Linked DNA regions of Mus musculus: all the other regions are linked to region 1. A link is a loop called in an ENCODE intact Hi-C map of the cell type or tissue named here. Cell type or tissue: heart. All regions are shown on one strand.

Evidence for each region. Peaks named below come from ENCODE experiments on the same cell type or tissue, not always from the same donor. Only the 100,000 strongest peaks of a DNase experiment are listed, where the experiment ranks them.
Region 2: a loop joins it to region 1, with 17 times the contacts of the local background. A loop is called at or near these places in 16 of 42 quality-filtered maps.
Region 3: it touches region 1 in a loop (5-fold over the local background); 3 of 42 quality-filtered maps call a loop at or near these places.

Annotation. Positions count from the first base shown.
Region 1 is chr13:53,588,912-53,596,911 of GRCm38, forward strand. No RefSeq gene overlaps it. Among named protein-coding and RNA genes, the nearest start is that of 9530014B07Rik, 46 kb to the right of the region's middle. In heart, a CTCF peak has its summit at 4,049 (motif pointing left); no DNase peak of the experiment used is centred here.
Region 2 is chr13:53,457,911-53,465,910 of GRCm38, forward strand. It overlaps Gm33763 (a long non-coding RNA gene), which reads left to right and starts at 3,445. Exons shown (of 4, transcript XR_873406.2): 1 at 3,445-4,271. In heart, a CTCF peak has its summit at 4,120; no DNase peak of the experiment used is centred here; H3K4me3 peaks cover 3,354 bases; H3K27ac peaks cover 3,214 bases; H3K27me3 peaks cover 5,788 bases.
Region 3 is chr13:53,438,798-53,446,797 of GRCm38, forward strand. All of the region lies in intron 6 of Gm2762 (predicted gene 2762), which reads left to right. Among named protein-coding and RNA genes, the nearest start is that of Gm33763, 19 kb to the right of the region's middle. In heart, CTCF peaks have their summits at 3,722 (motif pointing right) and 4,930; no DNase peak of the experiment used is centred here; H3K4me3 peaks cover 546 bases; H3K27ac peaks cover 326 bases.

The sequences.
Region 1 (8,000 bases):
GGGCTGTGGGAAGAAACATCTCACTCTGAAATTCCACTTCTGCCAGTAGTAAGAAGATAACGACAACAATAAGAACCATGAAGTGGGGGCTAGAGAGATGGCTCAGTGGTTAAGAGCCCTGACTGTTCTTCCAGAGGTTCTGCGTTCAACTCCCAGCAACCACATGGTGGCTCACAACCATCTGTAATGGAGTCCAATGTCCTCTTGTGGTGTGTGTCTGAAGACAGCCACAGTGTGTACTCATATAAATAAAATAAATTAATAAAAAATAAATAAAAAGAACCATGAAGTGTTCTGAGCGCTTACCACACAGTGGGCTCTTTCTGAACAGCATCTCAGTTTATCTTCATATGCACATCCTGGGTAGATCTGTTAGCAACTAGGATTACTCTTAAGAGAACAGACAAAAATGAAGTGTGATCGGGCTGATAAGCAGGACACTCATGATTACCTTTGTCAGGGTCAATGATTATCAGGGTACACCTCCAGGAACTGAAGACGTTCCTAGGCCATGGAACGTTTGTTGCCAAAGTTGGGACATTTTGGCCATCTCTATTGTCTTAGAAAAGCACCCTTTACCAAAGACTCAGTTAACCCAAGGGTATTTAAACAGTATCAAGTTCAGTTCACCAATTTCTCATGACTTCTGAGGATCAGCTCTTCTGGGTATAGATTTAAATGAAATGAAATTTTAATTTGTTAATTTAATTTATACAGCCATTATTCTCCCTATAATAGTCACTATGGATTGTTTATTTTTTAATGATCCATAATTCTTGACTGATGAATGATGAAACCAAGGACAATTCCAACTAGAAATTTTAGGGTTTTACTGAGAACCTTCCTATTGGCCTGATTCTTCTGTAAACATGTCATCACTTTGCTCATTAAGCAGCTACAGAGAACTGACATCATAGCTACAGAGAACTAAGTAGTGACAGCATGGACAGATGGTACAGAGAGCTGACACCATAGAAAGGTACAGTTAAACTCCGCTGGGACCAAAAAGGTGACAGGAAGATCTTGGCTTTGTAGTGAAGAAATACCCACCCAGTTGAAACCTTTTACTCTTTAATAGTTGATGGATAGTACAAAGTTCCCCACTTTGTGCTACATGCTCTACATGGTAGGGTCTACAAGATGTACCATCCAGCAGTTAATAGGACATTCTCCACAGTCCAGTGGAACGGTGGATCTTAGTCACACCCTGCACAGCTAACGATCTGATCTAGTAATGGTCTGAATTCAAAGGTGGGCTTCGAAGATCACTCGGACATTTGGATGGAAACCCTTGGCAAACCACCTGATGGTTCTAGGAACCTCAATGATAAGGTCAGAACTCCATAGCAAGGTTGGGGGACATTGCTCTTGGCTAGGAAGAGGAGAAATGGGGCAGCTTTGTTCTGTGTACAGAGTCTTCAGACTATGACGAGAGTGGTAGACCATCCAGAGGTGTTAGCAAAGGGATGCAGGGTGGAAACAGAGCAGGAAGACACAGGGTCCTGACACCACTGGATATCTCTACTAGGAAAGTGACTGGTGACATCATTTCCGGGGCAGTAAATGGGGATGTCACTGTGGTATGTAGAGGCTCCAGAGGCCTTTATTTTTTCCCATTGGCGTGAACTTCACTGCTTTTCATATACAGAAATGGAAGCTTGGAGAAGGGAGACTAGAAACTTTCCCTATGCCATAAAAAGAAGTCACGCACAGTCGGTTAACTCTTTCTAGATGCTTCTAAATATCACAAGCTCAAATTTCTAAGATGGAAACAATCCGTGTTAGAGTTGCCCCTGTGGAAAAATCTTGGCTATTTATTTCAATAGCCTACTATGTGGTAAAGCACACAACAGGAAGCAGGAGACAGAGGCTTCCTCCTGCCCATGACAGGTTGTCAATGCATCTTTGCTTTATCGGTATCATTTTAACATTGTTCATGGCTTTTTTGTAGCTTTAGAATCACGAGGCATGAAAGATGCTCTGAGGTGCTTTTCTACAGGGAGAGAAGGAGCAAGTCTCACTCTGGCTGAGTGGGCTGGTAATTCCCACTACTGTGAACCCAGTGTTTATTGCCGGGTTAACTCTTGAGGGTTCAGGAGCAGCAAGAAGTCTGGAGAGACTTCCCAAGGATGTGAGAGGGGCTCAGGGGTTTGTTTTATTTGTTTTCTTTTACAAAAGGAATATTTTATTAAAGTTTTGAGGATTTCATACAGTGTGGTTTGATCATATTCACCCTCAACAGCGTCTCAGGTCCCCCTCCACCAATAACCCACCTCACCTTTTTATCGCCTTTGAACATTTTAAAAATTTAATTAAAATCAGCCCTCCAACACCTTCCATGCCCCCCTCCTCAGATTCATAGCTTCTCTTCCTTTAATTATTATTACACAGATCCTAATATACATGTGCAACTTGCTGGGTCCATCCACTGTTGCTTGGATGGGTATGTGTTTAGGGCTGGCCCCTTGGTACTGGGTAACAGTTTAGGGGCTCATCCTTAGAGGAGACTTATCTCTCTTTGTCAGCAGCCATTAGTTGCTGAGATCAATAGGGATCTATTTTGGGGTGTGCTAATGCCAAGCGAGCCGTGCCAGGTACAGAGCTCTGGACGCATGGGTAAGCTTCCTTCACCTGGTATTTGGTATTTCGAACATCACGCCAGGTCCTGGTCTCCTGCAGCATTTTCTGATTAAAAAAAAATACATGAAAAAATCATCATCACGTGCTCAGCTTTTTATTACGGACAATTTCAAATCTATAAAAAAGCAAGAGAGTGTAAGAGCACCCACGTTCAGGAACAATATTTATCAGCTTCTCAGTCAGTTTCACTCTTATCTCCTCTCTTTGGTACATTTTAAAAAGCAAATCTCACGTATTTTACCTAATAATATTGGGAATGGCTCTGGTGTTAGCCTTTTAATTCTATCTCTGTCTGACAAATCATCCTATAATCTAAGTCTCTTTTTAAAAAGAATTTACTAAAACTTTATTATAAAGAGCTTGAACAGGTAAATAAGAAACACCTGCATCCTAAAAGAGGCCATGGAGCTAATTGTTTTTGTAGTGCTCAGTCGTAGAGTTCCCAATTTTTGGTGGTGGATAAGTGCATAAGAATATATACACAGTGAAGGTGTAAAAAATTATATACTTATATTTATATTTATAATTTATACACACACACACACACACACACACACACACACACACACACACACACACACACACACACACACACACACACACAAAATCCAGCCTGAAGGCCTACAGCTTCAGAATGGCTATTCTAACTGAACATTTTGCTGTGAGATGTTTTCTTTCTTTTTTCTTTGTGTGTGTGTGTGTGTGTGTGTGTGTGTGTGTGTGTGTGTGTGTGTGTGATGTTTTCATGTGAAAGTCCTTTATAATGGAATTTTAAATCTCTTTTTGTGGATGAGATTTATTAAAGTCTTACACAGAATGAAAAGTGTCTGTAGTGGGAAACGAATTCCCAGTTGGTTTTAGCTCTGAGTTTCAATAAATGTGTGCCTTTGTACCATACTCAAATGATCTTTCTCATCGCTTGAAAGTACAGATATGAACTCCAGGCAGGTGAATGAGTGCAGGAGTGATCTTCACAGAAGAGGAAGCAGCCTTCCTCAGCGCCTGCTGCAATCACGGTTTATTGTGGCTTGAAAACACAACCTATTTGATTGGCCAGAGCGTACATCACTGAGGAATAAATTTTATTAGCATCAGATATTGTTTAGGGAAACGGAGTTTCTGTTGATGCTCTGAGTTCTGAATGGCTGTAATAGGAGCCTTCTAAGGAGCTTGGTTATTACTGCCCTCATTAATAACCAGCCCTACCCAGGATTCTTTGGGGACTGTAATCAATCCAAACAGAAGTTGCTTTGTGAAGGAGGAAGTGATGCTCTTCTGGAAACTGCTGTACCCTCAAAACAGAAGAATAAAAGCCAAACAAGAAACAATTCCAGACAGCAGGAAAACATGCCATTTCCTTCTTCCTCCTGGAGACACCCTGCGGGCTATTTACCGACAAGAGCGCCCTCTGTTGTTTCCCAGATACTTTGCCTTTTCTCCATTGGATTTAGAAGGTGTGGTGTGCTGGCCAGGTGGCTTCTGTTGGACTGAAAACTAGGACGGTTAAGAAAGCCCTCCTAACAGTCCAGGTAGGGACAGAGATGCAGTGTGCTGTGGCTCAGAACCCCTTCTTTGTAACGTCACCAATAAGATGCTTTTCTGACAATGTTTTCCTAACAGGAACACCTGTTGAGGGAAGGGCTGTCAAAATGGAAGGGGATGTTGAAGCCATTAAAAGACCATGAACCTCACTCTTCCAGAGCCTTAGGGAACTCACCTACTAGCATGATACAAAGCTGTGGGCTCATTCCTTCTTGCCTGGAAGGGCAGTTTTGAATGCCCAGCAGGTCCACAAATGCCCCTTTCTCAGAACATAGAAGCTGCTGGCTTTCTCTCACAGAGAACCAGCAAGCTAACCTCTCACTGGTCTGGGTTCACAATCATATCAAAAGATATGGGTCTGTATACTTATTTATTTACAGTTGGCTTTATGTTTTTATTGCTGGTGCTGTGGGCGTTGTTTCATAAAGAATGGATGGCACATTCCTGAAAGCTCAGGATTAGCCCCAGCCCCCCCCCCCCCCGACAGGGTTTCACTATGAAGACCATGCTGCCTGAAGACTCAGAGATCCTCCTGCCTCTGCCTCCCTAGTGCTGAGATGAAAGATACACCCCCCCCCCCATTCCCCCATGCCTGGCCCCAGCCACCTTCCTAAGCTTTGGTTGGTCTTGAGGCTCCTGTGGGTAGATCTCACAGAAGGGACCCAGCTCCTCTGTTTGATCTCTGTTACTTCATCTCCTCGGAGTCAATCCCAGTGAGGCTATCTGGTCATTCTCGACAGCTGTCTCCTGAGAGACTTGCCATTAGCCTAAAATTTCTCAGCGTCCTTTGGCTTAACTTTTTATATGCTTTTAAATGTTTCATCTGGAGAATTGTAACTGTTTCCTTGGCCAAGTTAAGTCTGCCTTTTGACTGAGGAGCGTCTCCCCTTTAGATCTGATTTAAGCATGGCAGTAACCAAATTCACAATGTCTGGCTGATACACTCCTCCACTCACCCCCGAAGCTATGTGATATATCTACAGTGACCAGTTCTTTCGGTTGGCTGTAAACTGAACTGAACATAGTATTATTCTACATGTCAACAATATCAGAGCAAACTAATAGAGCAGATTGTAAATTGTTAGAGTCTATGTGCCCTTAGGCTAAGTGTTTATAAAGACTGAAGGCAGTTTAAACTAGCCCTGGTGGTTCATCTTGTAATCTTACCACTGAAATTAATTAGAGAATTAGTCTAATTAAGGTTTCCATACGAATTCTAAAGGGGTGTTTCCTGATACGTTTTAGTGCCCTGAGTGATTTTATTGTCTTTTTTGACAGACAACTTAAATTTAATTTCGAAGTCTTTTGACTGGGTCTTGAGATCTGAAAGCAGAGTGGAACACTTCTCAATCACCAAAGCAAGAAAACAAACAAACAAACAAACAAACAAAAAACCTAGAGTCACTGTGGGCATTTCTGCAGATTCAGTAGCTAAAGAGGCTCATTTTATTTTCTGGAGGTCAGACCTCTAAGTCTGAAATTGGAAATGGACAGTCATGGTGTCTGCTCTCCCTCTAGGCATTCTTGGGGAAAACACTTGTGTAGAGCCTCATTACCCTACTTCCCAAGCCCCAAGGCTTCCTTTAGCACGTTTTTAGCATACATAGATCACATGCTTCTGTGGTACTCCTTATACCATCCTCCATTCATCTTCCATCTTGCCAAATGCCGGCCCTACCCAACAGGAGCAAACACTCATGGTATGTATCTTTCTGAAGCTGGTAACTTAGTTTCACGTGACAATCTCCAGTTGTATCCTAATTATCTTGGAAACCATGACACGATTTCCTTCTTTAGAGCTGAATCCGACTCCATTCGTTTTTTTATATATCACATTTTCTTCCCCCTGCCCCCTTGCTTTGTCTCCCTACCCCACCACAGCCGCAGCCATACCCATACCCTCTTTCCCCTCTGCTTTTCCATTGTGGCATCACACAGCATGAGGCCCTTGTCAGCTGCTACTGCTGCTCAGTCCTAGGCTTCTAACTCCCCAAGTGTTTGCTAAACAAACTTCTCTTCTTTATAAACAGCCTTGTCTCAGGAATTATGTTATAGTCACAGGAAAATAGCCTGAAAAATGGGTTCCTGGATTAGAACATAGATCTTTTGAAAGAGTATTACCCAGCTCCACATGCAATTATTTTAGCTTATATCATTGTGTAATTCTCTTATAATACTTGAATCAGAACAGTAGGATCACTATACTATCTATAGGTTGTTCAGAACCCTGAACTAGGACAAACCTTTCTTTAGTTTGTAAGTGGCCTGTGCCCTATATCTCAGTACCGTGATGCCAAGCTGACTAATACAGCAGTTATAACCCTAACGAGCGCCCTCATTAGGACTCAGGTCCCAGAGGACAGACAGATATTGCCTCATCATCTTATGCTTGTGCTTCCACCTTGCTTTGGGCTCTTTATCTGAAAGTGATGTTAAAAACTGTCCCCAGAAGTGACAATTACTGCCCATGAGAATTTCCAGAATATGGCTAGTCAGGTTTCTGAAAAGCCTCTTCCACCTGCCCACCCACTCCCCACAGCACTGGAGAATGGCATTCCTCTGAGAGATCTACTCACTGTAAAGGCGCCAAGAGGATGGGTGTTGCCTTGAGCCATTTACTAAACATAAAGGCAGCTTTTTGCGTGCTGCCGATAGCTCTGATGAGATTGGATCTTTGGGGTAAGCTGAGAGATTCCCATATGAAATTGGACTGTAATAGATTCCTTGTCCAATGTAGGGTAGGTTGGAATAAAGGGGATCAGTCCTCCAGATAGTGGTTTGCCCATTTAGGTGAATGTTAGGGCTCCTTGACACTCAATATGTTGAGCACTTGTTGCTATTGTGAATCACATTTTAGGAGATGTTAAAATTGATTGCATGGGCTGGGCATGCACAAACCCACAATCACAGCACTCAGGAGGAAGAGATACCTGGTGAGTGACTTATGGGCTAGCCTGAGTTTTGTATTGAATCCTTGCCGAAAGTAAACAAAAAGCAAAATTAAAAATGCAACAGAAGCCCATGTCATATCTCTACTCTCCATCCACACACTGGCTGGTTCCATTAGGAGGGGACTTTAGTAACCTGTACACTGTGAATGGCACTGGCTGGACCGGAAACCCTCATATGATCCCCGTGGATGCTGTGTCTGGCCCTGAGTGATGCAGGCAAGGTTAGAGAGAAGTAGTACAGTGTGTGAGCCAGTTTGGACCACTCCTTTCATGTCTCCTGGCCTCAGTTTCCCTTTGTGTTAGCAGACAACACCTAAGGTTTGGGGAAATTAGTACAGAAATGCCAAAGCTAGTTGGTGATATAGCTCACAGGTGAATCATTTGCCCACCACGAGAAAGACCCTGGATTCAATCCCCAGAACCATAAAATAAAGACAAATAAGTAAATAACAGAAGCCACTTTTTTTTTTTTGAGCTATTAGCAAAGTCCCTGGCTTCCATCAACATCCGCTCACATTCTGATTCCCATGCACATCTGTAGCTGGTTTCACGTCCATTTCCTGATGGTGGTGATAATATCTGACTTATTGTAATTAACCTTGAATCAAGCCCATACGAAACACAGTCATGTAAGCCAATGAATGGGATGATAACGTCATTATCGCCAGGTTTTTTTTTTTTTTTTTTTAATAGAAGTGAGGAGCTAAGCCATATTCCTTTCCAAAATAAATCTACAGGAGAGCTATGAGAAAGGGTTCCCTGAACTCTCTTACATAGGGGAAAGGAAGCCTTCTTTGTGCGTAGCAATGCTGGGCCTTGCCTCCAAAGTAAACGAGGCCTCGGCTGTTCCCACTCATGTCTTTTCTG
Region 2 (8,000 bases), 130 kb before region 1:
AAATTCCTCTTTAAAGTAAACCTGATATTATTATTATTATTGATTATTATTTTGAGACTTGTTATATAGCCTTGGCTGGCCTGGAACTCACCAAACTCACAGCAATTCTGTTGTCTCCGCTTCCCAAACACCGAAATGTCAATCTTGTTCCAAAGCATGCTGAGTTTTCTGTTTGCACCTTGACATCTCCACTCTTGTGAGCAGCTCAGGCCCCCTCCCCTCTCTGCGGTCCCAGTCTTGCAGGCAAGCTACCCAGCTGGCAGAAATAACACAAATGACTTTGCAAAGTATGAAGGGACACCTGAGTGGCACTTCTTACAATCAGGCCTGAGATGACTCTTGGATAAAGCTTTGCAGGAGCAGTCCCCATGCCATAGATTTACAATACATGGAGTTACCTGAGTTCTGAAACCGGTGTAAGTACCCAAATAAATGAGCGAGCACAGTCAAAACGGAGCCTCAGCCTTACAGAGTGCTCTTTGTCCACTTATTTTACGGGAGTTACTTAGTTTTAATTTATGATCATGTTTCATAACCCCCTGGCAAATGGCCTGTTATATAGTTGGGGGAGTGATGAAGGCTTAGTAATGGGAGACCTCATTCTGCCCCAGGGGTTTGAAATCTGGACTCTGATAAGTGGTGGGGGGACTAGCAGCCTTTAGAAGCGACTTTCAGGGTCTATGAATTACTGATATGTATGTGATGTGGAGATCTGAGCGTGGTTTTCTTTTTCTTGCCATGACCTAGAGGCAGAAGTTACACTTCGCGAGGTTCACTGTCCTCAAGATCTTTACCCTGCAACCTGTGTCTTCATGTCCTGAAAAGTCACAGTCCTGCCACTGCCTAGAGAGTGTTTGAGCTGAACATAGTTCAGTATAATAGCAATGACCCCTTTGATTCTGAAATTGTGCCTTGGACTTCCCAGCTAATTTCCGTAAGGGGAGAAATTTACTTCTGAGTCCCAGAACTGGCCTTGCGATGGCAGAGAGTGAGAGGGAAAGGATGATGGAAACCGGTAAGAAAGGCAGGCATCTTCCTTCTTCTGGGCCCTCCCACACGACAGGGGAGAAAACCCAGCCTTTAAGCACAGGCAAGGGACATTGTCAAGCTCAATGGGATGGAAACTGATGAAGAAGGCTTGAACCCAGAGAGTCAAGGCCAGCCTGGGTTGTAGTCTGAGAATAAGGTCAACAAAACAACAGTAATAACAACAGCATCAACAACAACAAACACCAACCAAACAAAACCAAACAAAGGAGAGGAAGGAGGAATCCAAGAGAAGGGACAGAAGAGAATTATTTCCCTAGATTCTCTTCTTCCCAAGCTAGATCAGATTGGCCAGAGTTGGAACTCTTGTATCCTGACACGGAGTCATAGTCTTAAAACAACTCAGAGGAAGCTCTCTACAGACACCTAATAACTAACTTAGGAGGGTCTCACTTAATTCTGTATTTCACACAGACTGTGCAACACGAATGGCTGAGTAGTGCTCTGCCATTGAACCCCACCCCAGGCCTGGCAGTAGCTGCCTTAAAAGCTTGTTCCTCAGCTGGGCGGTGGTGGCGCACGCCTTTAATCCCAGCGGAGGCAAAGGCAGGCAGATTTCTGAGTTCGAGGCTAGCCTGGTCTACAAAGTGAGTTCCAGGACAGCCAGGGCTACACAGAGAAACCCTGCCTCAAAGAACAAAAAACAAACAGACAAAAACCAACAAACAAAAACCAAAAGCTTGTTCCTCTGGAGTTGTTCTCAGTCTGCCACTCAGTTGTGAGATCATAGTCAGGCAATCCTGGAGCGGGGGGGGGGGGGGGGGGGGTGGGTGGGTGGGTGGGTGGGGGGTGGGGGGGGTGGGGGGTGTGTCAGTTTCCATATATAATACATAGGGGTGATAGTTGCTATGTGGGTGAAAGTGAAATTACTGATCTAAGCCAATTAAGTAATTTAACCCAATGAGTGTGGCAGAGGCTGAACAACGCATTTCCTAAAAGTTGAAGTGAACGCAGTTATTTTTGACTAGAGAATTTCAGGATGCTCATTTGGCATCAGAGGTTCAGGATCGCTGTTGTAGGCTGTTAGCCAGGACAAAGGAATTTTGGGTTTGCTGCTGACTTAAGAGAGCAAAGTAACATGCTGTCAGCATCACTGTGGCTGGGTCTGTAGCACAATGGGAGAACAAGAGTTTAGCATGTGCAAGATGACCCTGGAGTCATCTCCAGCACATGCATAGATGACTGGTAGGTAGTTAGATATACCAACAGATAGATAGGCAGAGTCATAGACAGTTATTTTGTACTCCAAAGACTTACCACATTTATTTCCTTCTAAAAAATTAAGGGTATCACTTTCTTGACCCAGATATAGGCAGGGATAGCATATGGAGAAAATGTGGGCCTTGATGTCCTGAGAAAGATGTCTTAGCATGACTCCACTTTTTATTTGCCCTAAGCCTTACAAATATCTTGCCTCCTCTCTAGCAGAATCTGTCCTTCTGGGGCCCCAAGTTCATTACTATTCACTTGCTACTATGGCTAGGGACACCTAAAAATAAAAGGACAAATTTTCCTTTTCATCAAAGTGGGCTGTGACTTACCAGTAGCCAGAAAAGGCATTAGCATCCCTAACCCAAGAACACATTAGATCTGAAAACCAACTCTCAAATGTAGTAGCCACCTGGCACTGCCCCAGCTCACCGGAAGATGTTACGGGGAGGTATCATGGTGTGTGTATGTGTGTGTGTGTGTGTTCGTTCTCGAGTGCACGCAGTGAGTACATGCACACTTCTCTGTCCCCAGCCCACATCCATCAACTGTATATAGTTGCTTTCCTGGAATTCTCAAGTTCAGGATCATATTCCCCTCAGCCACCCCATGGGATTTCCTAGTTGTCTCCTCTCTGCTCTCACTGCTAGCTAAACAAAGAGAAACCCAACCACAAAGACCAGCCAGGCTATGCACAGCAGCCTTTGGACTTTCCCTAAATGGCCAATTTAACCTCAATAACAGCCCCATCCATCTATCAGCACCACCTTCTAGGTCACTTTCTGAGAGGGGACCTTAGGAGGCACCACGCAGTTCATACAGAATTTCCTTACAAAGTCAGGAGTGATTTCAGCATTGAAATAAAGATGGGCAAAACTTTGCCCAAATCCCCCCCCTTAAAAAATGGCATGCCCAGCAGTACAGAAACCCCTTTGAGGAACCTGTATACTTGGGAAAGAAAGAAAGAATGATTGAGCAAATGAAGGGACCAGATATAACGCAAGCCAGCTAAAACGTACTTTTTACAGCTGCCCACCTTGGCTCTGCCTTTGGAAGGCCAGAGTTAGTTTCTATATGATAAAGATAATATTTCACATTGAACATAGGGCATTTTAGATACTAAAACTTATTCTGTAATATATGTGTCTATAAATGTGTGTGTGTGTGTGTGTAAGTATATGGCAGCTGGGAAACTGTAGTGTACGTCTGTAATCCCAACCTCCTGAGGCAGGAGGATCAGGAGTTCAAGGTCGCTACCTGGCTACTAACCAACTTCAAACAACAGTGGGAGGGGTGGAATAAAGAAAGTAGGGAGGCTTGCTTAGGAGAGAACTCCTTTGTCTTGTATAGATACTATGTAATTACCAACTCCTCCTGAAAGGGAAACCACAAAGAAAGACAGTGTGCAGACTTTTTAAAAGGAAGATTCTCAGCAGGAGGGTGATGGCAAGCAAAAGGCTGGGCACTTCTTGAGCTGTGTGGATTTCTGGGTTCTGAGCTCACCTGCTGTGTGATTTGGGCAGTGCAAAGAGAGGCAGACAGAGAGGTCTGTGCAATTCTTAGGAGGAATTTTCTATAGTGAGGGGGCAAGGAGAGGGAGAGAGGAGACCATGATTTCTGTGAGTTTAACAGTGAGGGGGCTGGACGGGAATGGACAGCAGCTACAGGTCCTCTAACATTAGGCAGGGGACCTAGGGCTTCAGTCACGGGGCTAGATCTTCCCAGCTCAGTTCGTGCCTCGGCCTCCCTGGGAAAAATGAACCCAATCGCGCATGCTTACTTCGCGAAGCAGCCAGCAGGAGATAGGCACCTGAATGCTGGCCAAGTTACCTGGCCACCGCGAGGGAGGAAGAGGCAAATCGCCGGCCTCTGGGAGGCACTGTTGTCTCGTGCTTTCCCTCCAGCAGCGGTGGCTTGGAGGGGTGGCAAGGTTTCACCCTAGTTGGACTGTCTTGACCACCTCAGGCACACTAACGCTCGACCCAAACCTGATTCCCTTAAAGGAGAAGATGGATGTAAGTCTCTGAGCATCAATGTCCGCCACTTGGGGAGCGTTCGATCTAGGGGGGTTGGGGAGGTGTCCTCTGCGTGGCCTATTCCATCAGGATTTGAAGTGTAAATTTTAACGATGGCGTTGAGGCGGGGTCGAGGGTACCTGGTCGGCTGGGATCTCTTGGGCTAGTGGAGCGGGCCAGGCCCGGTGTCAGTGCACATTTATTGATGGCAGGTATTTGGGGAGTAATTGAGCGCGGCGGCGAGCCGGGGGCGAGAATGGGCCTCCACGAGCAATTAAATGTGATTAGGCTGAGACCTTCGGGATCCAGCTGGGTGATTGATAACCCGACTGCATTCCTGCCCGGCTCGCGACTTCAAACGGGCGGCTGGCTGAGGGAGGGACGGGAGGGGCCTCGCGCTCGGACTCTGTCCTTCTGCCCGGAGTCGTGGCCCCTTCCCGCGCCCCGGTCGGTCCGAGGCTAGCTAGCCAGGTGCAGACCGAGAGAGAGCGCAGTGCCGAGCCACCCTGCGCTGAACCGCTCCGGAGTGCGGGGCACCCGCCAGCTCTGAGCTGCCCGGACAGAAGAAAAAGTGGAAGCCAGAAGAGGGGAAGAGAGGGTGGGGTTGGGACTAATTTAGAAAACGGGGGTGTGGGAGATTGAGAGAAGGAGGAGGGAAGAAAAGAGTGGGAGGGAGAAGTTACCGGGATGAGCGCATCAAAATCAAATCGGAGGCAGGAAAGAAAATTAACGAGACATAGAGTGGGCTGGGCAAGAAAAATTAAGGAGCGGAAGATTATAAAAAAGGAACGACAGAAAGAGAGGGTAAAGAATTGGGGGAGGAACAAAAGATGTGAAAGGGAAGTAAGACAAAAGAATGAGGAAGGAGAAAGACGCCAAGGGTCACATTGGTGGCAGAGCCACAGGCCTGGGTCTCAGCCTGTCCTTCATTCCACCCCTTTGCCATAGTCCCTGCCTCAGCCTAGCAAATTCTATGCCCAATGCCAAGCACTCTCTAGGGTCTGGGACTCCCGGCATTTGCTTGCCCAGACCAAGGCATCAGGCCAGCTCTGCACCCTCACAGACTGGATGAGGGGTAACCCCACCCTAAGCCCGGAACGGACCACCCCCCACCCCGAGCCCCCAAGCCTGGCCCCAAAAGTCATAAATCACAAGCAGAGGTGTCCAGGGTTCTCTTGCTGTTGCTGGGATCTCAGCGTCTGGGGTGCCCGGGAACAGTTTCTGTCTGTGTTAACTTCACAGACAGGACAAAACAGCATGATTCAAGAAATCAGAGACTGTCGTCGGCAGGAGCTGAACTTTGAAACACACCCCCTCCACCCTCATATGCTTCAATATTAAAAAAAAAAAAAAACAAAACTCTAGGAGCTTCAGACACTGTATTAATTAGTGCAACCAGCCATGAAAAGTTGGGTTTGGAGCGGCATTCTTTGCCCTGTGTGAAAAACCAAGTCTAATAAACAATTGTTAAGTTGGCCTGTTGCCGCTGGTAAATTACATAGCATTAAAAAAATAATGCTTTTCATATTAAGCACTAATTAAAGGTTGGGACAGCTTTAAAATAAGAGAGGGAGGGGGAAATCAAAGAAAATATAAAACTGTTCTTTCAAGAGTTATGGGAGGTTAATAAAGTATGTCTGTTAGACTGAGTCTGCTTTGCCCCTAGCTACAGCCTAGCTGGAGCCACCACAATTGGGTCTCAATAAGATAATGATATTCCTTTCTCTGCTATTAAAAGCCTCCCAGTGCAAACTTAAAATGATTTATTTAATTTAGGAAATTATGAGGTGTAACTTCAAAGCTTGAGCCGTTAGTAATGGAAAATACCAGGTTGTTTAAAATTATAATAATAATTGTTTGGAGGACTCAGGACATCAAAGTGTTTTCATCAACAAACGCTGCGAGGGTTGGAAGAGGTTGGAAAGTCAGAGGTGTACGGAGTTTGGATTTGGCTATTAGGACCTTATCGGGCCAGCGTTCATTGGGGAGTCTGAAAGCGAGTCCTTTGCTCCGCTTTGAAGCGGGGCTATTTCAGAAAGTCATTTTACTGTGGCTCATTTTGTTCTGGGAGGGTGAAGGGGAGAGAGTGTGGGGTGAGGGGCAGCTATAGGGGCCTGGTTTGGGGGGGGGCGGGTGGATAGAAGGCTTTTCCTCCTTGCTGTGACTATTTCATTAAAGCGGCCTGTAGCATCAGCAATCTCAGATTTTTTTTGTTGTTCTTACATGAAAGGGGAAGCGGGCACAATCGACTTCACCAACCAGGCCCTGTGATTTTGGGGAGGGTGTGTGTGTGTGTGACGTGGGTTCCTTTATAAATGAGGTTTATGCTTATTTCCAGCCCGGCAGTGGAAAAGGAATGGGGGGTGGGGCAATGGCCTCTCCAACCCGTGGCAAATGAGGGGCTTTCATAGCAAAGAATGGCCGTGGGAGTTTTCATTCGGTCAGACAAGGTTGCGCTCAAAGGCAGGCATCCTCTTTTCAGTCGGGTCAGGCAGACGTTTCGCCGGCTCCCGCTCTCAGCCAGGCCTCGGCGGCCTACCTCCTACAGCCCCTGCCCCCGCATCACCAAGGCACGACCGAGAGGGGGGAGGGGCGGGCTGGGCCCCCAGGGCCAATGGAATGGAGATGTCCTGGGGAAGCCCCTAAGCAATGAGGGACCAGAGCTGGTGCATAATTCTAAAGCCGGCCCTCCAGACCCCTACCTACTTTCTGAGCTCCCCTGCTCTGCCTCCCCTTTCGTTGTTCACCACCTTCTGGGCTCACCCTTCAACTGCATTCCCAACGCATCGCCACAGTCAACAAGTTCTGTGACTTCTAGTGAGCTATCTCTCTGGGCGTCAGTTTCCCCTGTGACAAGCATAACCTCTCTCAAGGGATGCGGTAAGGAATAATAATAGTTCAAGAAAAATGCCTCCGTCCTCCCTAAACACAGGCTCCTCGGCTCCACAAATGCAAACTCCTGCTCCTTCACCCCTAATTTTTTTTTAAAGCGAAGTTTCCTACCTGCAAAGATGTTTGTTTGTTTGTTTGCCCTGTAGAAAGCATTAAAGTATGGACGGGCAGGTGTATTTGTATGCCAGGCTACTGGCAGTCGATACAGAGATCGTAAGACTCCGCAGGAGCATGGTGCGTGAGTTTTCCAATCTGCCATGTGGGTCCTGGGCAAGCGAAGGTCTCCTAGCCTTCACAGGTTGCCAGTCTGATCTCTGAAACACCCTGTTTGCAGGACCAGGCCTGAGAGAGGAGAGACCCATCCTAGGCAGGAAGGTCTTAAGCAGCCCAGACCACAGCGCACAGTTTTGTCCCGCCGACCTCAGCCTGGAAAGCCCAGTCACTCGGTAGCGCAGATCTTTTGAGCCAGATCAAATCCTTTCCCGGCTTTCCTTTCTGAGTATTGGATCTGGGATCACGTGCGTGATGTCCGGCAAGCCCGATTCCAGTTTACCGGAGTAGCCAAACTGGGCTCTTGGAATCCTACTCCGGACTTAGTCTAGCTACTACCTAGATAGGCAAGCTGTGCCTTAACCCAAAGGCCAGCGTCTCCAGGTCCCCACCCCAGCTATCACCGCCCGAGGTGACCGGTCCATGGCGCCGGGAAGGAAGCTCGGTGGACGGGGTAATTAGGGACCCCCCTACCCTCCTTGGCGGCTGATGATGAAACCAGGAAGGTCTTTGGCCTTTGGGAAACGCATCTCTTAAATGAGTGTGGCAGATTCCGGCCTGGAATTT
Region 3 (8,000 bases), 150 kb before region 1:
TTGCCAGTCTGTATCAAAGAGATGGTGAGCCTGCCACTGCCCCCTGGTTGATCCGTGATGAAGTTCCTTCAGGGACTTTTCATTATCGGTTTTTTTTTTTTTTTAAATATGGGTGTGCTGTTCCCATGGGTCCCAGAGCACATCCTTGGGTAACATCCTTAGGAAGTCTATCCACTTCCTATGGAACAGGGTCTCTCACTAGCCTGGGGTTCACCAGTTAGGTTAGACTGGCTAGCCCACGAGCCTTAGGAATCCTCCTGTTTCTGCCTCTCCAATGGAGGGATCACAAGTTTACAAACGTACCCCACCATGCCTGGCGTTTTGTTTATTTTTATTTGTTTTTCTTTTTCTTTCATTTTTCTTTTACTCTTTCTTTCTCTTTTTCCCTTCCTTCCTTCCTTCCTTCCTTCCTTCCTTCCTTTCTTTCATTCTTTCTTTTTTTTGAGGCTGAGTCTCACTGTGTAGCCCTGGCTGTCCTGGAATTCACTGTATAGACCAGGCTGGCCTTGAACTCAGAGAGCTGCCTGCCTCTGCCTCCCGAGTGCTGGGATTAAAGGCATGCGCCACCACTGACCGGCTGTGCCTGGCATTTGTCTGTGGGTGGAGTCAAACTTAGGTCCTTGTGTTTGTAAGGCAAGTACTCTACAAATGAGCCACACACCCCCAGCACCATTCTGAGGATTTGTTGTTGTTTGTAGCTCAGAGGATCAGTTATATAACATCTCGCTGGACAAGAAGAAGCTACTGATAGGTTTCTTCTCCTTATAGGTTTGGTCATCCCTCGGTACTGATTACTAATGCACAGTCATAAAGAAGGCTCCAGTCATAAGAGCATTGTTGGAGACCATTGATATTTGCAGATATCCCATCCTATTTTGGTTTTAGACCTCTAAGGTGCCTATCTGAGTGACCTCAGTGTAACTAACAATCTGACTAAATGTATTACTCAGTGCCAGGGCTACTGTATGGGGAGCCGAACAAGACGCCACACAACAGCTACATGGCATGAAGAAGCCAAGGCCAGTGATGGGAAGTGACCACTGTTCCAGGACTTTGATTAGCTGAGGCCAGAGGATCCCCACCCTGCCAATGAAGAAAACCCTAAGAACTTAATATTCTTGGATACTGTCTTAGTTAGGTGTCACGAGTCACGTCCCTACTCCTCAGCTGCAGGTGTTCTTGGGGGTCTAGAATATTTGGAAAGTAGAAAGTTACTGGGGGTGGGACTCCAGCCATGTAGCTTTTGTGCTTCCTCATCCACGCTGGGGTGGGGATGTTCAGTGACTGGGCTGCTTTTGAGTCACCTGTGCTCCCATGAGTCACCCCTCACCTCTGCATCTATAGAACCTCAATGTTATGGTTTGTAAATGCTCTGCTCAGGGAGTGGCACTATTAGGAGGTATGGCCTTGTTGGAGGGGGTGTGTCACTGGGTGTGGGCTTTAAGACACTCATCGTAGCTGCCTGGAAGCCAGTATTCTGCTAGCAGCCATCAGATGAAGATGTAGAACTCTCAGCTCCTCCTGCACCATGCCTGCCTGGATGCTGCTATCTCCCCGCCTTGATGATAATGGACTGAACCTCTGAACCTGTAAGCCAGCCTGAGTTAAATGTTGTCCTTGTAAGAGTTGCCTTGGTCATGGTGTCTGTTCACAGCAGTAAAACCCTAAGACACACAATAAACTCAGAGTCACCAAGAAAGACTTGGGTAGGATAATTTCTTTACTCTGTTAGTACCTTGTTTAGGGTGAGTAGATATTTCTTCATTTCTTCCCAGGAAAAGTTATGTACCCCAGGTTATCCCCAACACATAATCCTCCTGTCTCAACCTTCTAATACTAGGATTACAGATGGGTGTCACTGCCATGGGTGTCACTTTTTGGGAAAATGATGGCTTTTTCTCAGTAGAAGAGCCCAGGGAACTGAATGTGACTCCATGGTTGAGACGGGTCTGTGGGAATCAGCTGGGAATCCAGAGCCACGCAGACAGAGTCTATGCTTACACACTCGCTATGAATAAAGGGCTCTGACTGCAAATGCTCACACTCATTGCCACCAGAACCAATACGCAATTACATCAGGAAAGACATAGTGAAGAAAAACTGCTTCCTCCCAAGACACTTTAAACCGGTCATTTCACCCCATCTTAGGGATGCAGTTTCTCACAGGAGAAGACCCAGGAGAAAGTTTCCAGGCAGATCAATACGATTCTGTGAAAACACAAGAGGTGGTCCAGGAACATCTGAGTGGCAACCACACATTCCGGCACACGCCCATCACTAAAGCACGAGGAACTTTTCCAAGGCCTGAAGATGCTGTGGGAATTATGACCATCATTGTAATCAGCCACATCTGTATTGTCCATATTTACCGTGAGAACTTTCCCTCCTAAGATACCATACGGAAGTGTTTGAGAGTCATACTCTAGTTAAATTCCATACTTGACTAGAACAATCATTCATAAAACAGTGGGAATTTGAGATGGTGACACCACAGTAGCCATCAGACCAAAATAGTTACTGTGGTGCTTAATCTACAGAAGTTTTATTTTATCAACAAAACATATAATTACCCAATGACACCTGAACACCACAAACATGTTTATACATCTGTGGTAGTTTGAATATGCTTGGCCCAAGGGACATATCACTGTTAGGAGGTGTGGCTTCACTGGGGGAAGGGCGCCACTTTGGAGGCGGGGCTTTGAGGTCTCATCTCTGGTCTGGCTAGTGTGATCCAGACTGTCTGCAGACTGCCTTCTGATTGAGATATAGAACTCTCGACTTCTCCAGCACTATGTCTGCCTGCACGCTGCCACATTTCCTACCAGGATAATAATGATGATAATGGACTGAACCTCAGAGACTGTATGTAAGCCAGCCCCAATTAAATGTTGTCCTTTATAAGAGTTGCCTTGGACATGGGATCCCTTCACAGCAACTGAAAACCTAATGTAGAGAGCATGTAAACAAGAAACAGTGAGGAGCCAGCTCATGCCAGCTGTGTGTAGCAGATAAGAATGAAGTACTATGAAATGATGGAGTGCTAGAGTGTGATTGGCTAGAGGGTGGCTGCCCCTTGTCACTAATACAGGCAGAGGCTCACAGCAGGCATGCAGAGACCTGGATGCTGTGGCACTGAAGACTGTCATGCTGTCTTGCTCTCCAACCGAAGGATTACTGCCACCTTAGCTGCATCAAGATAGAGAGAGGACCCAGAGGAAGGAGTTGACACTCAAGACACATCAAGTGAGCCTTGCCTTTGACCCTCTGTGCCACTTGCTTCTGAGTCAGGTATCCATGCCTGTGTTGAGGACTGATGCCTGTCATTGTAGTGAATAAGGCTTGAGATCAAATGGTATCTGGACTCTGTCTCTCCGTCAGCAATGAAATTCAGCAATGGCCAGAATTTCAGATAAGGGCCCTGTGATCGCCACCACTGCTGCTGGAGAATGGTGATGCCCTCAGCTCTATCAGGCTGACTATTGCTATAGCGCTTGGCTTATTTCATTTCCATTCGGTCAGTCACCAAGGCAACCTCTGATGCATGACTGCGTAGGCCATGGAGCAGCTACACCACACTGGGGAGACCTTGTCTCAGACAACAAAACCCGAACTCAAACTCTACAGCAACACCAGAAAAAGGCAAAGTGAAAAACTCAGACAGCAGTTTAGTAATCATAAATTAAACGGCAGGTCTCTTCTGCTCGCGGGACCCAGTAGAGGGCGTGCGGAGACCGTTCGACTTGTGTATGGTTCTTCGTCCGTAAATGGATCCCTTTCTGCCTCCACTGTCCTGTTTTGTGTGGAACAGGGTCCTTCAGCTTCAGCTTCAATGGAAACCCCCCCCCCCAGACCTCAAGGTCAGAGTTGCTGTGGTTCTCAAGAATATGCGCGGCTTCAGGGAGTAGCCTGCCTTCGTGAGGTTTGATTGCACCCACGAGCCTTGCCTCATGCTGAGTCACGTCAGGATGCTTTAAAGCCCAAGCTGCTACAGAAGTGAAGTCAGCCCACGGTGAGGTAGAAAGCCAGGGTACACAGCCTAGGGATTGGAAGGGCTGGGTTTCCATTTCCTGTTCTTTGGAAGTGCCTGAGGACAGAAGGCTCCACAGGTGAAGACTCAAGCCTGAAGCCGTACCTTCCATTCCCGGACCCGTGCAAAGGTGGAAGGAAAGGACCATTGCCGCAAAGTTGTCTTCTGGCCTCTACCATACCCCATAAACACAACATGCACACACCCAATAAAAAAAAAAAAAACTTTAAATATTCAAAAGCACATCAGGGCCTCGGAGATGAAAGGACAAAGAGAAGTTAAAACAAAACATTTAACTACAGGAGTTTTGTAAAATCATTAATTTTTTTCATTTGATTTTAAAAGTCAGGTAGTCATAAAATAAAGTAAGTCTATAAAATCTCTTTAATATTAAATGATTGAGGGCTGGTGAGATGGCTCAATGGGTAAGAGCACCCGACTGCTCTTCCGAAGGTCCAGAGTTCAAATCCCAGCAACCACATGGTGGCTCACAACCATCCGTAACAAGATCTGACTTCCTCTTCTGGTGTGTCTGAAGACAGCTACAGTGTACTTACATATAATAATAAATAAATCTTTAAAAAAATATTAAATGATTAAAAAAATCACAGGACCAAAAAATAAAATAAAATAAAAAAACAGAAAAAGGTGCTATCTGCCAAGCTAGCAATTCTTCTATAAATAATACAAATTAAACAACTTTATAAAATAAATAAATAATATATAGAAGAATGGGTTTTGTTACTTTATTGGTGTTTCCCACTAGTTTGTATTTTGCATAATCTTTATATGAGATGAAAACAAAAGTGCTCTAACATTTTCATTAAGTATTCAATTCAACATTAAGTACTCAATGTGAGAAAAGCCTCATAATTTTTATTCTGTATCGCTGTAGCAAGCAGACCTCCCACTAGGTGGCTTAGTGGGAATAACTTTTGGAGATGGGGGGCGGGGCTTGAGTGAGTCACTGGGGAACAGAACACACAGAGGGCCATGCTGAGCTGTGATGTGTGTTACCCTAAGCAGAAGGCTTGCCAGGGATGTCTCAGCCAAACAGAAGGGGTCCAGACGTTGCATCCTGCTTCTATTACATCACCTCAGGTTGGCTGTCCCCCAAGAGAACCAGTTCTGAGAGATAGTCAGCTCCTTTCAGCCAGGGCAACTTCTGAGGAGGCCTGTCACAGTCCTGGAAAGGGGCTAGCAGGGATTCTAGTTAGACTGCCCACTCACCCTAGTTGCCTTATGCAAATGATCAGTACAAGCACTGAGGGCTCCCTTAGCCTCTGCGTTTCCTCCTCCTTGAGAAAGGCTAAGAGGCTGTGACTGGAGTGCTCAGCAGAGGGGTGGGAGAGTGGGGGGAGAAGCACTCAGGTGCCTGTCTCCTGGCCCCATGTGGCCTGGACAGATTCAGCTTTGATTTCTATTTCCTATCTATCCCTGTCCTTGCTTTTAGTTGTTTTAAGAGCTCTGCTTTCTCAACAGACATCAAACGAAAGCCCTGCTATAGACATAGTGGTTTGGTTTGTAATAAGAAGTGGCCAAGACAGAAAGACTTGTCAAGTTTAACACTTAATACCAAGAAGAGGCAAGCATCTTTAAAACAACAACAGTAATAATTAAATCCCAAGCTGGCCAGAGACTTCCTGCGTAACTTACACTGGTTTTGAACTCTCAGGAATTCCCCTGCTTCAGTGTCCTAAGTGCAGGAATTGGAGATGTGAGCCACCATGCCTGGCCTCAAGTGTCTCATTTAAGCGGATACTTTTCACAGTTTTTCCCTGTTACTCATCACTGTGAAAGCTGCTTGCTTTGGTTGTTACTGTTGAAAAAAAAAGTTTGAAAGAGATTGGACCGAGGTGCCCAATCCGAAAGCATTTGCAGAGCTAGGTATAAACACAGTTAGCATTGCTTAAATAATAATTATCAAAAATGATATTAAATTACGCCCAGGTGCACATGTCCGTGTGTCAGAATAGACAGTGAATGCATTGCGATGCACACAGGTGTCTATCTGATGTAGGAATAATAGATATTTAGACAAACACACAGCATCACTTTTCATTTTTAACTCAGTGAGTCCTAGTAGGGGACATAGTTTTCTGATTCCAGCATCTCATGGCCATGCAGAGAACCCCGGCCCTGTCCGGGATGATTCAGTTGCTTCTGTTGTCTCCATGTCCTACTGGGACTCCGAAATGTACCCCGTCCTCCACTAACCTACAGCCTCACTGCCCATGAGGGCTGCCATTGAAACCCCATCACCGGCATCGCTGACCATCTCTCAGAGACTACACTCATTACACCAAGAGTGCATCCCAGAGGATGCTGGTAACGCAGGATCCTCTGTTTTCCCCCAATGGATCTGCATGCAGACAATTGCAGGGAGTACCCAGTGTGGAAAGGCTTATCTGTTGTATGTCAGGACATCGGGGCAGGCCCCAGGGTGGGGGTGGGGGTGGGGGGCACTCCACGAAGTGGAGTAATGAGTTATTTCCTCCAGAAGCTAAAAGGAAGGATTTCTTATGCGGCTTTACTGAAGTGGAGTGCACAGACACCCTACTGGCAGGATTTTGCATCTTGATTTCTACAGGCTTGGTTCTAGCGGTGACTTTTCTGCCCCACCCCCATATCAGCAGCTTGCTTTGGTTTGGTTTGATTGCAACATGGTTTCACTATGTGAGCCTGGCTGGCCTGGAACTTAGTATGCAGACCAGGGTGGCTTCAGATGCATAGAGATCCTCCTGCCTCTGCTTCTGAGTGCTGGGATTGAAGGAGAGCATCTGACACCAACAACTTTAAAAACTTTTTAAAAAATTTATCCTAGTGGTGTGTATGCGTGTTTGACTGCATGAGTTTATTCTCAGCACATGCATGCAGGAGCCTGTGAGAGTGGCAAGAGGATGCGGGATACTACAGGGCTGCGCACAGATCAGTTCACTGAAGAAATGACATCACCATAGTGATATCACAGTGATGTCACAGTGATGATGTTACAGTGATGCCACAGTAATGTCACAAAGATGCCATAGTGATGCCACAGTGATGCCACAGAGATGCCACAGTGATGTCACAGCAATGCCACAGTAATGTCACAGTGATGCCACAGCGATGTCACAGTGATGCCACAGTGATGATGTCACAGCAATGTCACAATGATACCACAGCCATGCCACAGTAATGTCACAGTGATAACACAGTGATGTCATACAGTTTTATAAACACAGGATCTCTATTCAAACTATCTTGTTAAAAATACTAACTTAAGGCATTGTGACAATGAAATGGGTTAGCCAAATAAGCAATTTTTTTTAGCTTGATGTAACCATGTGTATAGGCAACTTTTTAAAGTGTATTAACCATGTGTATAATCCTGATGGTTACATCAGGATTCTCTACAAGAACAGAACTGATAGAATGAGTATATATGTGTGTGTGTGTGTGTGTGTGTGTGTGTGTGTGTGTGTGTGTGTGTGTATATATATATATATATATATATATATATATATATATATATACATATATATATATATATGATTTATTAGAATGGCTTTCAGGATATGCTCCAGCAAGTCTAACAGTGATTGTCTAAGGAAAGTCCAAGAATCTAGTAGATGTTCAGTTCACAAGGCTGGATGTTGCAGCTGGTCTTCAGTATACACTGGAATCCTGAAGGAGTAGGCTTCAAAGCCAGTGAGGGAATGGACTTGCCAGTGAAAGCCAGAGAAAGTAAGTGGAAAGAGAGCAGGTTTCCTCCTTTCCATTTCCTTGCAAGGCATCTTAGATAATGTAAGCGCCTGTACAGTATCAGCAGCGAATGCTCCCCACATGTTATTGGAACCAACATCCAAAGATAATTCCATGCAGCTCTTCAAAGGAAAACTAGCAGATATAATGGGACTCAAACCTGTTGTTGACAGCTGTTTACCACTGGACTGATTTTATGTGACTCTCTTGAGGGTAAACCAAAGAG